2 separate regions of the Homo sapiens genome follow, and region 2 is linked to region 1. A link is an interaction called in ENCODE POLR2A ChIA-PET data of the cell type or tissue named here. Cell type or tissue: PC-3. All regions are shown on one strand. Links, peaks and the distances in the headings refer to the core of each region. The heading gives the core; the rest is flanking DNA.

Region 1 (8,408 bases), core at 1,335-6,334:
AAAAGAAAAAAAGAAAGGCATCTCTTCCTCCTGGCAGACACCACACCAAGAAATATAGCTTGGCAGGCAGTGCACAGACCGAATTTCAGTCCTACTTGCCACCTTGGTCTAGTAATTTTGCACAGTACACAACTTGTGTAACTGAACATGGTGGCCCTAGTCAGGGATCTTGCTTTTTTTATTGAAGACAGTATCTAAAATGGTGCACAGAATACAGTAAGTACTAAAAAGAAAAAAAAAATTGTTTGAAGGGAGGGGAGAATGGAGAAAGAGAGAAATAAAGAAGCGGGCCGGGCGCGGTGGCTCATGCCTGTAATCCCAGCACTTCAAGAGGCTGAGGCGGGTGGATCACTTGAGGTCAGGAGTCTTCTGTAGTCACAGCTACTTGGGAGGTTGAGGCAGGTGAATCGCTTGAACCCAGGAGGCGGAGGTTGCAGTGAGCTGAGATCGCACCACTGCACTGCTGCTTGGGTGACAGAGCAAGACTCTGTCTCAAAAAAAAAAAAAAAAAGAAAGAAAGAAAGCAAGAAAGAAACAGAAAAAAAATGTATGTGGTGTAGAAAACAACCCCAAAAGTCTTAGTGGCTGAATTCAGCAAAGATTTGCTTTTTCTTCCTGCTACACTTCCATTGCGGCTCAGCAGGGGGCACCATTCACCGTAGTCATTCAGGGCCCGGCCTCATAGAGTCGCCACCATATCAAATGTGGCTCATCACCCTGCCTGGGAAAGATAGATCTCTGGAGGCTCCAGCACTTAAATGCCTCAGCCCAGAAATGTCATGTGCCACTTCCTCTCACAACCTATTTGCCAGAAATAATCATTTATCTGCCCAGTCACAAGGAGGCCAGGAAGTGCCATCCACCTGTTTGGTCCAAAGGGGGAGAGTCAGAAATTTTTTGCACACAGTGTTAGTGACTGTGGCTGAGAGGAAAATAGAAGCGTAGTCGCTTTCAGCCTCCATTTTCTCATCTGTTCAATGGGCATAATTGTAGCATAACGTGATCCCTGTGTTACAGTGTGGTGTGAGGGTTAAGGAAGGTCACAGGCCGGGCACGGTGGCCCATACCTGTCATGCCAGAGCTTTGGGAGGCCAAAAGCTCCTTGAAGCCAGGAGTTCCAGACCAGCCTGGGCAACAGAGAAAGATCACCTCCTTGCCAGGCGCAGTGGCTCACGCCTGTAATCCCAGCACTTTGGGAGGCCGAGGCAGGCGGATCATGAAGTCAGGAGATCGAGACCATCCTTGCTAACGTGGTGAAACCTCGTCTCTACTAAAAATACAAAAAATTAGCTGGGCATGGTGGCGGGCACTTGTAGTCCCAGCTACTCCGGAGCCTGAGACAGGAGAATGGCGTGAACCCTGGAGGTGGAGCTTGCAGTGAGCCGAGATCGCGCCACTGTACTCCAGCCTGGGTGACATAGTGAGACTCTGTCTCAAAAAAAGAAAAAAAAGAACTCCTTTCTCTCTCTCTCCCTCTCTCTGTCTCTCTCTCTCTCTCTCTCTCTCTCTCTCTCTCTCTCTATATATATATATATATATTTGTTTATTTATTTATTTATTTATTTTTTGAGACGGAGTCTATCTCTGTCACCCAGGCTGGAGTGAGTGCATTGGCACGATCTCTGCTCACTGCCAACCTTCGTCTCCTGGGTTCAAGCAATTCTCCTGCCTCAGCCTACCCAGTAGCTGGTACTACAGGCGTCTGCCACCATGCCCAGCTAAGTTTTGTACTTTTAGTAGAGATGTGGTTTCACCATGTTGGCCAGGCTGGTCTCGAACTCCTGACCTCAAGTGTTCTGCTCACAGCCTCCCAAAGTGCTGGGATTACAGATGTGAGCCATCGCACCAGGCCTACAATAAAATTTAAAAAAAAAATAGTCGGGTGTGATGGTACATGCCTGTAGTTCTAGCCACTTGGGAGGCTGAGAATGGAGGATGGCTTGAGCCCAGGAGGTTAAAGCTGCAGTGAGCCATTATCGTGATCACCCCACTGCACTCCAGCCTGGGGACAGAGCAATAAGAGACCCTGACTCTTTTATTTATTTATTTTTATTATTTTTTTTTGAGACTGAGTCTTGCTCTGTTGCCCAGGCTGGAGTGCAGTGGTGCAATCTCAGCTCACTGCAATCTCTGCCTCCCAGGTTCAAGCGATTCTCTCGTCTCAACCTCTCGAGTAGCTGGGATTACAGACGCCCGCCACCACGGCCAGCTAATTTTTGTATTTTTAGTAGAGACGGGGTCTCACCATGTTGGCCAGGCTGATCTCCAACTCGTGACCTCAGGTGATCTGCCCACCTCAGCCTCCCAAAGTGCTGGGATTACAGGCGGGCACTATGGCTCATTCCTGTACTCCCAGCACTTTTGAGAGGCCGAGGCAGGAGGATTGCTTGAGTCTAGGAGTTTGAGATCACTCTGGGCAACATATTGAGACCCCTCATCTCTGCAAAAAGTGTTTTTTGTTTTTTGTTTTTTGTTTTCTGTTTTTGAGATGGAGTGTCATTCTGTCACCCAGGCAATGGCACGGTCTCAGCTCACTGCAACCTCCGCCTCCCAGGTTTCAGGCAATTCTCCTGCCTCAGCCTCCTGAGTAGCTAAGACTACAGGCACATGCCACCACACCCGGCTAATTTTTGTGTTTTTTTGGTAGAGACAGGGTTTCACTATGTTGGCCAGGCTGGTCTTGAATTCCTGACCTCGTGATCCACCCGCCTCAGCCTCCCAAAGTGCTGGGATTACAGGCATGAGCCACCGCACCCGGCCTGCAAAAAGTTTTAAAACGTCAGCTGAGCATTAGGCACAGTGGTTCACGCTTTTAATCCCAGCGCTTTGGGAGGCTGAGGTGGGCGGATCACTTGAGGTCAGGAGTTCAAGACCAGCCTGGCCAACTTGGTGAAACCCCATCTCTACCAAAAATGTAGAAATTACCCCGGTGTGGTGGCACAGACATGTAATCCCAGCTTCTTGGGAGGCTGAGACAAGAGAATCGCTTGTACCCGGGAGGCAAGAGATTGCAGTGAGTGAGCTGAGATTGCACCACTGCACTCCAGCCTGGGCAACGGAGTGAGACTCAGTCTCAAAAAAAAAAAAAAAAAAAGAGTCAGGGTCTCTTCTTCAAGAATCACTTGAACCTGAGAGGCAGAGGTTGCAGTGAGTCAAGATCACACCGTTGCAATCCAGCCTAGGGGACAGAGTGAGACTCCATCTCAAAAAAATAAAATAAAGGTTAGCTGAGCTTCATGGCATGTGCCTATGGGCCCAGCTATTTGAGAGACTGAGGTGTGAGGATCCCTTGAGCCTGGGAGATCAAGGCTGCAGTGAGCTTTAATTATACCACTGCACTCCAGTCTAAGTGACAGAGCAAGACCCTGTCACAACAACAAATGAAACACACAAGGAAGGTCACAAAGCAATAATCCTAGCTGGTATTATTATTATTATTATTATTATTATTATTATTATTATTATTATTATTATTGAGACAGAGTCTTGCTCTTTTGCCCAGGGTGGAGTGCAGTGGTGTGATCTTGGCTCACTGCAACCTCTGCCTCCTGGGTTCAAGCAATTCTTATGCCTCACCCTCTTGAATCACTGAGATTACAGACATGCGCCACCATGCCTGGCTAATTTTTTTGTGTTTTTGGTAGGGATGGGATTTCGACATGTTGGTCAGGCATCTCGAACTCCTGACCTCAAGTGATCCTCCCGTCTCAGCCTCCCACAGTGCTGGGATTACAGGTGTGAGCTTTTTATTTTATTTTATTTTATTTATAGACGGAGCCTTAGTCTGTCACCCAGGCTAGAGTGCAGTGGTGCGATCTTGGGTCACCGCAACCTCCACCTCTCCAGTTCAAGCTATTCTTGTGCCTCAGCCTCCCAAGTAGCTGGGATTACAGGTGCACACCACCACACCCGGCTAATTTTTATATTTTTAGTAGAGGTGGGGTTTCACCATGTTGGCCAAGCTGGTTTCAAAGTTTTGACCTCAAGTGATCCGCCCACCTCAGCCTTCCGTAGTGGTGGGATTACAGGCGTGAGCCACCGCACCCAGCCCTATTATTACTTTTATATAAGTGTCCTGTCACTATACAAGAGATGAGGATTTCAACCGAGGCCAATTTGTTCTCTGAGTATTTCCTTGGGCCTGTATGGTTCGAGTAGTGTGGGAGGGGCACCCAAGGCCTCTGCCCAGGCCCTGAGCCCCACTTCCTGTCCTGCAGATCTTCTGGTGACCCCACTTCTCGCTGCTCATGCCGCTGGGACTGGGGCGGCGGAAAAAGGCGCCCCCTCTAGTGGAAAATGAGGAGGCTGAGCCAGGCCGTGGAGGGCTGGGCGTGGGGGAGCCAGGGCCTCTGGGCGGAGGTGGGTCGGGGGGCCCCCAAATGGGCTTGCCCCCCCCTCCCCCAGCCCTGCGGCCCCGCCTCGTGTTCCACACCCAGCTGGCCCATGGCAGTCCCACTGGCCGCATCGAGGGCTTCACCAACGTCAAGGAGCTGTATGGCAAGATCGCCGAGGCCTTCCGCCTGCCAACTGCCGAGGTATCCACTGGGGAGCCGGGCACCAGGGTCCCTGATGGTGGACCAGAGGTCTGGGCCTGCATCCTGTTCATGAGCTGGGGCTCAGATGCTGAAGCTGCAGATGCTGAGCCTGGGCCCCACTCAGTGGTGGGGGCCAATGGCCTGGGCTGGATGCTGAGTCCCCATGAGGCACTGGGAGGCTTGTGCCCCTGTGAATTGTGGGGAACTGGAGGCCAGGGCTGGATGCTGAGTTCCCATCAGGCACTGGGAGACCTGTGCCCCAGTGGATTGTGGGAGCTGATGGCCAGGGCTGCATGCTGACATCCCATCAGGCATTAGGAGGGGTGTACCCCCAGTAGATTGTGCAAGACTAGGGGTGGATGCTGAGTTCCCAACAGGCACTGAGAGACCTGAGCTCCAATGGACTGTGGGAGGCCAGGGCTGGATGGATTGATTGGATGGATGGATTGAGAGGCCTGCATCCCAGTCGATTGTGCAAAACTGACGACCAGGGCTGGACGCTGAGTTCCCATCAGGCGTTGGGAGGCCTGCACCCCAGTAGATTGTGGGGAGCTGATGGCCACAGTTAAATGCTGAGTTCCCATCAGACACTGAGAGGCCTGCACCTCTACAGACTGTGGGAGCTGATGGCCAGGGCTGGATGCTGAGTTCCTGTCAGGCATTGGGAGGCCAGTGCCCCATGAGATGGTGGAGGCTAGAGGCCAGATACGAGATGCACTTCTCCGTGATGCCTTGGAGAAACTCAACGCTGTGGGAGGCAGGCTTGCCTGGTGCCAAGCACTGTGGGGATAGATGGGAGGGGGTCAAGGAGGGCAATAGTGGGTTTGAGCAAGAAGTAGACGCAGGGGTCTCCCTAAGTGGGATGAGTTTCTGTGTCCTCCACAAGCATTTCCTGAGCACTCACTGTGTGCCAGGCTCCGTTCCCTGAAAGCAGCAATGAATTTTTTTTTTTTTTTTTTTTTTTTTTTTGAGATGGAGTCTTGCTCTGTCACCAGGCTGGAGTGCAGTGGCACGATCTTGGCTCTCTGCAACCTCCACCTCCTGGGTTCAAACCATTTTCCTGCCTCAGCCTCCCGAGTAGCTGGGATTACAGGCGCCCGCCACCAGACCCAGCTAATTTTTGTATTTTTAGTAGAGACAGGATTTCACCATGTTGGCCAGGTTGGTCTCGATCTCCTGACCTCGTGTTCTGCCCACCTCGGCCTCCCAAAGTGCTGGGATTACAGGCGTGAGCCACCGCACCTGGCACAGCAATGAATTTTTGCTAGGACCGAAATCCTAGCTGGGTACAGTGGTGCACACCTATAGTCCCAGCTACTTGGGAGGTTGAGATGGGGGGATCACTGGAGCTCAGGAGTTCCAGGCCAGCCTGGGCAACATAATGAGGCTCCCATCTCTAAAAAAAATTATTTTAACTATGTGGGTGTGGTGGCACGTGTCTGTGGTCCCAGCTACTCGGGAGACTGAGACAGGAGGATCACTTGAGCCCAGGAGTTGGAGACCAGCCTGTGCAACATAGTGAGACCCCATATCTCCACAAAAAATACAAAAATTAGCCAGGCATGGTGGCGAGCACCTGTAGTTCCAGCTACTTGGGAGGCTGAGGTGGGAGGATTGCCGGAATCTGGGAGGTTGTGGCTGCAGTGACTATGATGGCACCACTGCACTCCAGCCTGGGTGACAGAGCAAGACCCTGTCTCAAAAAGAGAAAGGAAAACTAAATCCTAGTCCTAGCAGAGCTGACACGCTAATGTGGGCCCTGCTGTGGCCCTGGCTCAGGCTCAGTGGGTGATGAGTTACTGGGATGGAATCCCCCTAGTCCTCTCCCAGCTCTCTCCCTTCGCCCTCCAGTGGTGATTAGAAAAGGGGGAGGGAGGGGGAAGAGGTTTCAGCGTCTCCCACCCCTGCAGGTGATGTTCTGCACCCTGAACACCCACAAAGTGGACATGGACAAGCTCCTGGGGGGCCAGATCGGGCTGGAGGACTTCATCTTCGCCCACGTGAAGGGGCAGCGCAAGGAGGTGGAGGTGTTCAAGTCGGAGGATGCACTCGGGCTCACCATCACGGACAACGGGGCTGGCTACGCCTTCATCAAGGTGCCTGGGGAGACGGGGCACCCCGGAGGCCTGGGAGTGAGGGTGGGCCATGGGACCCCGGAAACCAGGGCAGAGCCCCAAGGGCTGATGACTCCCCGCCCCCGCAGCGCATCAAGGAGGGCAGCGTGATCGACCACATCCACCTCATCAGCGTGGGCGACATGATCGAGGCCATTAACGGGCAGAGCCTGCTGGGCTGCCGGCACTACGAGGTGGCCCGGCTGCTCAAGGAGCTGCCCCGAGGCCGTACCTTCACGCTGAAGCTCACGGAGCCTCGCAAGGCCTTCGGTGAGGAGCCGCCCCCTGGACCTCCCCAGTGGCGCTGCTCGCATGGGCGCAGGCGGTGGTGCCGGGAGCGGCCAGCAGGTGGCGCCCAAGCCTGGCCTGCCGAAAGGGAAGGGGTTGCAGAAAGGGAAGGGGTTGCAGCTCCTCCCGACCCCAGACGGGGTGCTGGCCCTTGGCCCAGCCTGGGAGAAGGGCGGGGGCGAGGAGGAAGTTGCCCTCACACCTAGCTTCCAGGGGCCATTAGCCCAGCCAAGCGCCCTCAGCCCTGGCCAGCCCCCTATCCCCAACAGGCCAGGCTTGACTGCTCAGTGCCAGCCCCCCCACTTTTCCATCTGGCTTCACTAACTCTCAGGAATGGGCCCCAGGCCCCTGAGGTGGGGGTGGGGGACTAAATCACTTCCCTGGGCAGGTAGGGCTGGTCTGTGGCCCAGCAGCCATACCCCCTTGGCCAAGAGGAGACGGACTCAGGCAGCTGGAGACTCAGGCTGGGGTACACCTGCTTCCTGTCCCCCAGCCCCTGGGAGCAGAAGTGGCCCCTCCAGTCTCCCCTCCAGCATTTCCTATTCCTGGCCCCCAGCTGTTCCCCCTGCTCTGCCCCACATCCATGCCAGGCCTGAGTCAGGATTCCTGCCCTCCTGGGATCACCCCGGCCCCAGCCCCCAGAAACTTGCAGAAGCCTGGAGAAGTTTGGGGTGGTGGTGAAAGCCAGGAAGGACAAGTTCCTGCCCAGAACGTGCTAAAACCAAGCTTCCCCCACACTCACTCCTCTCCTGCCTCCCACAGACATGATCAGCCAGCGTTCAGCGGGTGGCCGCCCTGGCTCTGGCCCACAACTGGGCACTGGCCGAGGGACCCTGCGGCTCCGATCCCGGGGCCCCGCCACGGTGGAGGATCTGGTGAGTGCTCCAGCCGGACCCTATCTCCGGCATCCCTTCCCTTTCTTTTTTTTTTTTTTGAGACAGAGTCTCACTCTTGTCACCCAGGCTGGAGTGCAGTGGTGCAATCTCGGCTCACTGCAACCTCTGCCTCCCAGGTTCAAGCGATACTCCTGCCTCAGCCTCCCAAGTAGCTGGGATTACAGGTGCCCACCACCATGCCCAGCTGATTTTTGTATTTTTAGTAGAGATGGGGTTTCACCATGTTGGCCAGGCCAGGAGTTGGTCTCGAACTCCTGACATCAGGTGATCCAGCCTCCTTGGCCTCCCAAAGTGCTGGGATTATAGGCATGAGCCACCGCGCCCAGCCCTCCCTTCCTTTTCATAACCGGCAGCATTACCTGTTAGCTGAGGGGACTCTGGGCAGACAGCCTGGATTCTAGTCCACTTCTGCCACTTCCCAGCTCCCAGGGACCTTCCTTGGGCACATGGGCCGCAGTTTGCCCATCAGTAAAATGGGGATGAGCTGAACACCGATACCACCTTCTCAGGGTTGTCCTGAGGTCTAAATACGAATATATGTAAAGTGGTGACAATGGCAGTCCGTCCAATTACTA
Region 2 (6,516 bases), core at 1,517-6,516, 190 kb before region 1:
ACTATCATCTGTTTGTTTCTCCAAAGATAATTTTGAGGGCTTCAATATTTAAGGGGGAAAAGCAGACTGGAGGGGAAAGAGGGAGAGTTTGGTCACATTACTGAACCAATGTGTTGCCAGAGATAAAAGGAGCAGGTGGGGGACTAGTCAATGATGTATTCACCTTGTGCTCAGTAAATCGGCACTTTATGTAAGATAAAATGAATATACAGTAGCTACCTGTGAAGATATCTGGCCTTTTATCTGTAGCTGTCTGCTTGACTCCGCTTTCAGCTTAATTTTATTCCTGAATTGGAGTCCTGAGACTTTATTTTCCTTTCACAAGAGTTTATCATGGAAGGACATGCAAAAGAATGCCACTTGAAGGACGTGGCCAGGAGTAGAGTGGCAAGAAAGAAAAAGAAAGGGCATTCCAGGTGGGGCACAGTGGGTCACACCTGTAATCCCAGCACTTTGGGAGGCCAAGGCAGGCAGATCACTTGAGACCAGGAGTTTGAGACCAGCCTGACCAACGTGAGGAAATTCCATCTCTACTAAAAATACAAAAATTAGCCAGGCATGGTGGCGGGTACCTATAGTCCCAGTTACTCAGGAGGCTAAGGCAGGAGAATTGCTTGAACCCGGGGAGCGGAGATTGCAGTGAGCCAAGATCATGTCACTGTACTCCAGCCTGGGTGACAGAGTGAGACTTTGTCTCAAAAAAAAAAAAAAATGGGGGGGCATTCCAGGTTGAGAGAATCACATGTACAAAGGCATGAAAGGCTACAAATAGAATGTGGAGTTTAGGGAAACAGAAAATGTATCAGGGAAGGTGGAAAGGCTGAAGCAGAAGGGTAGGAAATGAGGCTGGAGAAGTGGAGTGGGACCAGAGTGGGGTGAGATTTATGCACCTACTAAGTAAGTGCATTTAGCCTGTGAAATATTCACAGGGTTGTGAGGCAGAGGTGTGATGGGCCCAGAATCATCTTTCAGAAAACTGTCCTGACTGCACGGTGGAGGATGGGACAGAAGGACAACGAGTTACGAGACTATTGCAGTTATCCCAGATCAGAGATGCCTGCAGAAAAGAGAGGTTGAGTAACTTTCCCAAAGTCACACAGCTAATCAGTGGCAGAGCCAGGATTTGAACCCAGGGATTCTGACTCTGCAGCCAACATTCTGTAATAGCATAACTACTGAGTTAAGCCATTCTTGCATTGTTACAAAGGAATATCCAAGGCTGGGTAATTGATAAAGAAGTGTTTTAACTGGCCCGTGGTTCCGCAGGCTTTACAGGAAGCTGACATCTGCTTGGTTTCTGGGAAGGCCTGGGAAGCTTCCAATCATAGCAGAAGGTGAAGGGAAAGTAGGTGTCTCATGGTGAGGGCAGGAGCAAGAGAGAAGAGGGGAGGAGTCACACACTTTTAAACAACCAGATCTCATGAGAACTCACTCACTATCATGAGGACAGCACCGAGGAAATGGCACTAAACCAGCCATCAAAAATCCACCCCCATAATCCAATCACCTCCCACCAGGCCGCACCTCCAACACTGGGGATTACATTTCAAGATGAGAGTTAGAGGGAACAACATCCAAACTATGTGAACCACTTTGGCCTGACCATTAGGTAGCACCACCTGTCTCTCTTGATCAACTCTTGCCTCTACAACCCCACCCCTAGACGATCACTAGGGAGAAAGATCAGGAAGCCTCACTGCATGCATGCTGGGACAGTAGGATGTTGAGAGCCCAACAAACCTACTACGTACGTTCATGGCCTTGACAATCCCAATAGCCAGCTAATTCCACCATGCTCCAAACACCCAGGGAGGTCTCTTGATCATCTTGCTTTGCTCATACTTTTTTCTCCAACTGTCTTTACAGGTGACTTCACTTGCTGTCTCCACTTCTTCCCCTCGCGCTTTTTCCTCAATCCACATAATTCTGGCTTGAACCATTATAACAACAACCTCCACCACCTTCCCTACCATTATTGGCATCACCACCATCTTTACCTCCACTATCAACATAACCACCACCGCCACTATTTTCACTCCCATCTTCATCACCACTGCTATCACAGCCTTCATCACCATCACAACAGTCACCTTCACTACAACTGTCACCATCAATCACCATCATCACCACCATCTCTGAAAACATCACTGTGATGTTACCACCACCATTGCTACTACCACCGTCGTCACTTTCGTCACCTTCAGCCCCATCGCAACCATCATCATCACCACCATCATCACTTCCGTCATCACCACCACGACCTCTACCACCACCATCGCTACTGCCACTACCATGATGACCACCATCACCACTGCAACCATTCTATCACCATCATCATCACCACCACAACCGTTATTATCATCATCATCATCACCATGTTAGATATGAGTTCTAAATTTATTTTCAAAGAATTAATATGTCAGTATGTTCAATTCTTTGCCTTCTACTTTTAAACTTAACTTCCTCGTAAAGCAGCTTTTTCGATTACCTACTCCACCCTGACTCATTCTGATCACCTGCTCCACCCTAACTCATTCCGATTACCTGCTACCTGCTCTGCCCTGACTCCCGCCAAAGCACTCACCCCGTCATTCTCTTTAAATTAGCCAATCGGCATTAGTTTAGCCTGCGCGGTCTAATCCTAGCCAATAGGGGAACGACACAGCAGCAGGGGCCACCTGAGTCAGGGATAAGAACCCCTTCCCCTCCCATGTCCGAATGTGCGCTCGCCACTGTTCCATCTGTAAGGGCACACCCTTCTATATTGAAGTAACTTGCCTTGCTGAGAATTAAAAGGAAAATTTTATATTCAAGTGCTATTTCTTTCACGTCACCGAAACTTTATATATAACAACCACCACCACAACCGCTATCATCAGCATCAGCATCATCACCACCACCACCACCTTCACTACTGTAATTGTTCATGCTAAGAATACAAACAACCCCCTTGCAGCTCTCTCCTGTGGGTGTCTTTCAGTCTTAATTCAGTGTGATCTCTTTCCTTTACCTCCATAATACCATACTCCATTCATTTCCCACCCCCACCCCTCATCTCTCTGGCCATTCTCGTCCTGTCTCCTCTATTAGCTGCCTCTCCATTCCTTTATTTTTTTTAATTTTTTTCTATTGCCTTTGCACAAATTAACATTGCCTGAGTTTTTAAATGAATTACTCAGGGTTCTTTTTCCACTCTATAATCTCTCCCTAAATGATTTAATCCATGACCGTGTCTTCAGTTGCCACCAGGGCTACTTTCTTGCAGTGGTTTTTTTGTTTGTTTGCCTGTTTGTTTGTTCCTTTTTGTTCCTGTTGTATCTAGTGATACAAGAGCTAAAAAGATATTATTCAGGCAACTGGTGAGGGTAAGAGAGTCCTCAGTAAGGCTTCCCTGTTAACAAAAAGCAGCCCCAAAATCATTTCTTTTCGTCTTTACCTCCACTACCAATATAACCACCACCTTTGCTATTTTCACCCCATCATTATCACCACTGCTATCACAGCCTTCGTCACCATCACCACAACAATCACCTTCACTGCAGCTGTCACCTTCAATCACCATCATCACCACCATCTCTGAAAATATCACCATAATGTAACCATCACCATCGCTACTACCATCACCGTCACTTTCATCATCTTCACCATCATCGCAACCATCGTCATCATCACCATCATCCCTTCCTTCATCGTCACCACCACCACCTATAGCTCCACCATCACTCCTGCCACTACCATGATTACCACCATCACCACCACAACCGTTATTATCACCATCATCATCATCACCACCACGACAAAGAGCAGTCTGCAAAATCGAGCTACAAACATAAATAAGCAAGCTGGAAGTTTGCAAAGGTAAATGCAGCGGCTGTGCCAATAGGAAAAGGCTTCCTGGGGGCAGGCATGTTCAACATGGAGGTTCCCTCTTCCCTTTTTTTTTTTTTTTTTTTTTTTTGAGACAGAGTCTCGCTCTTTCGCCCAGGCCAGACTGCAGTGGCGCTATCTCGGGTCACTGCAAGCCCCGCCTTCCGGGTTCACGCCATTCTCCTGCCTCAGCCTCCCGAGTAGCTGGGACTACAGGCGCCCGCCACCGCGCCCGGCTAATTTTTTGTATTTTTAGTAGAGACGGGGTTTCACCATGTTCCCTTTTCTTTATCACCACGTGTGCAGTAAAAAAGCAGGCAACATAGTGCCAGCCAGGTAGAGACCCCATCTGCATAGTAAAAGATGAGGATGGGGCGGCCAGCTTCTTTGCGTGCTATGCAAACAGCACACCCAGTCCGACCAATCTCTCGGTTCCTGTGTAAATCAGACAGCTCCTCCTCAAGCTCGGCTATAAAACCCCATGTATTTCACCACGAGACCAGAAGACTCACTTGGGAGCCCCTCTCTCTCTGCAGGATAGAGCTTTTCTCTTTTTTCTCTTCTCTTGCCTGTTAAACTTCTGCTCTGAAACTCACTTTTTTTTTTTTTTTTTTAGATGAAGTCTCACTCTGTCACCCAGGCTGGAAGGAACTGGCGCAATCTTCGCTCACGGCAACCTCTGCCTCCCGGGTTCAAACAATTCTCCCGCTTCAGCCTTCCGAGTAGCTGGGATTACAGGCATGCGCCACCATGCCCAGCTAATTTTTGTATTTTTAGTACAGACAGGGTTTCACCATGTTGGCTTGGCTGGTCTTGAACTCCTGACCTCAGGTGATCCGCCCGTCTCAGCCTCCCAAAGTGCTGGGATTACAAGGGTGAGCCACAGTGCTCGGCCTTAAATTCACTTCTTGTGCATCCGCATCCTTGATTTACTTGGCATGAGAGGATGAACCCCAGACAACAACACTGCTTCAGTAGGAAGTCTGGTGTTTTAAGTCTAATGAAGAGCTTCAGAAGAGTTTTAAGCAGGGGAGCCGGGTGCAGTGGCTCACACCGGTAATCTCAACACTGGGAGACTGAGGCAGAAGGATTGCTTGAGCCCAGAAATTCAAGACAAGCCTGGGCTACAAAGCGAGGCCCTGTCTCTCTTCAAAAAAAAAAATAAAAACTAAAAAAAATTAGCCAGGCGTGGTGGCATGCACCTGTAGTCCTAACGATTCAGAGGACTGAGGTGGGAGGATCGCTGGAGCCCAGGAGTTTGAGGTTGCAGTGAGCTATGATTGTGCCACGGCACTCCAGCCTGGGTAACAGAGCAAGACCCACATAAATAAATAAATAAATATTTGCTGGAGGAAGGGTAGATTTACAGACTTTTTCTCCCAAGTCCTGTGACTGGTTAGGGTTGGTCCAAATAACCAAATAATGTATTACCTTCTATGAGACTTTGGGACTCTTAACTTCTTATGGCTCAGCAATCATAACCAGTAAGTATCATCTACTGGGGGAAGAGAAAGATATGTTAAAATGACTCCTCTGGAAACTTCAGATACCAACACAGACACCCTAAAATCTGGTTTACTCACCTCAAAGCCACAGGCTTATTTAAGATTTATTTTGGCCCCAAAGGCACTTCCTAATCCTCAGACAATGTGATGTAACTTTCAGGGCATTTCCTCGTTAGGGTTTACCAACTCAATCATCCCAAAGGTGATCAACAATAGCTAGGCAGAAAAGGTACAGCAAATAAACGAAAAGCAGAACCATGAGTCTGATGGCGAAAGAGGGGAAGCAGTTTGCTTTTCTGATAGCAATTTCATGAGTCAGCTGACCTAAGATACATACTTCAATTCTCATGGGATTTCTTGAGCTAGGAAAGGTGGTTGGCTTACGGCACAGTAGAGAGCTTCCAGGGCTGGCTGGCGTGGGATACCCGTACCACAGAAATGCAGGGACCATTGCTTCTTCCAGGTATGTGTGACTGTAACAATGACTGAGGCTTAACCTATCCCCCAGTCAGGGACCACTTGGTTCAACAATTGGTTATTTTCTCCTCCTCTTTCTTCTGCTCTGAACACTCTCACCTTTTCCCTTTGGAGTGTGGTTTCCTTCCTGACTACCCTATTCAAAGTATGCTCTCGAATATCCCTAAAATGTTCCTATCCAATCTAGTAGCTTGGTTTTTTGTTTGTTTTGTTTGTTTGTTTTGTTTTGTTTTTTGAGACAGAATCTCACTCTGTCACCCAGGTTGGAGTGCAGTGGCGCAATCTTGACTCACTGAAACCTCTGCCTCCCGGGTTCAAGTGATTCTCCTGCCTCAGCCTCCTGAGTAGCTGGGATTACAGGCACACATCACCACACCTGGCTAATTTTTGTATTTTTAGTAGAGATGGGGTTTCACCATGTTGCCCTGGCTGGTCTCGAACTCCTGACCTCAGGTGATCCACCCGCCTCAGCCTGCCAAAGTGCTAGGATTACAGGCATGAGCCACCGCACCCGGTCTCTAATACGTTGTTCATCTTCCTCTTGGCAAGTTTTGTTTTCTAATTGATGTCTTCTCCTTCTTGATAACTTCTGCAAACTAGCCCTGCCCTGACTTTTTTCCTTTTTCTCTTGCTATTCTTTCTTCTCCCTCCTTTATCATTTTCCTGT

Evidence for each region. Peaks named below come from ENCODE experiments on the same cell type or tissue, not always from the same donor. Only the 100,000 strongest peaks of a DNase experiment are listed, where the experiment ranks them.
Region 2: POLR2A ChIA-PET joins it to region 1 with 17 read pairs; 2 of 35 experiments call an interaction of 5 or more read pairs at or near these places.

What each region holds. Positions count from the first base shown.
Region 1 is chr19:14,478,816-14,487,223 of GRCh38, reverse strand. GIPC1 (GIPC PDZ domain containing family member 1) reads left to right here. Exons shown (of 9, transcript NM_005716.4): 4 at 4,218-4,535; 5 at 6,446-6,631; 6 at 6,739-6,919; 7 at 7,700-7,812. The coding sequence starts at 4,248. Among named protein-coding and RNA genes, the nearest start is that of PTGER1, 7.7 kb to the right of the region's middle. RefSeq lists enhancers at 6,682-7,276, 8,362-8,408. In PC-3, for the core only: no CTCF peak of the experiment used is centred there; no DNase peak of the experiment used is centred there.
Region 2 is chr19:14,674,065-14,680,580 of GRCh38, reverse strand. ADGRE3 (adhesion G protein-coupled receptor E3) reads left to right here and starts at 5,737. Exons shown (of 16, transcript NM_032571.5): 1 at 5,737-5,835. The coding sequence starts at 5,811. In PC-3, for the core only: no CTCF peak of the experiment used is centred there; no DNase peak of the experiment used is centred there; H3K27me3 peaks cover 2,698 bases.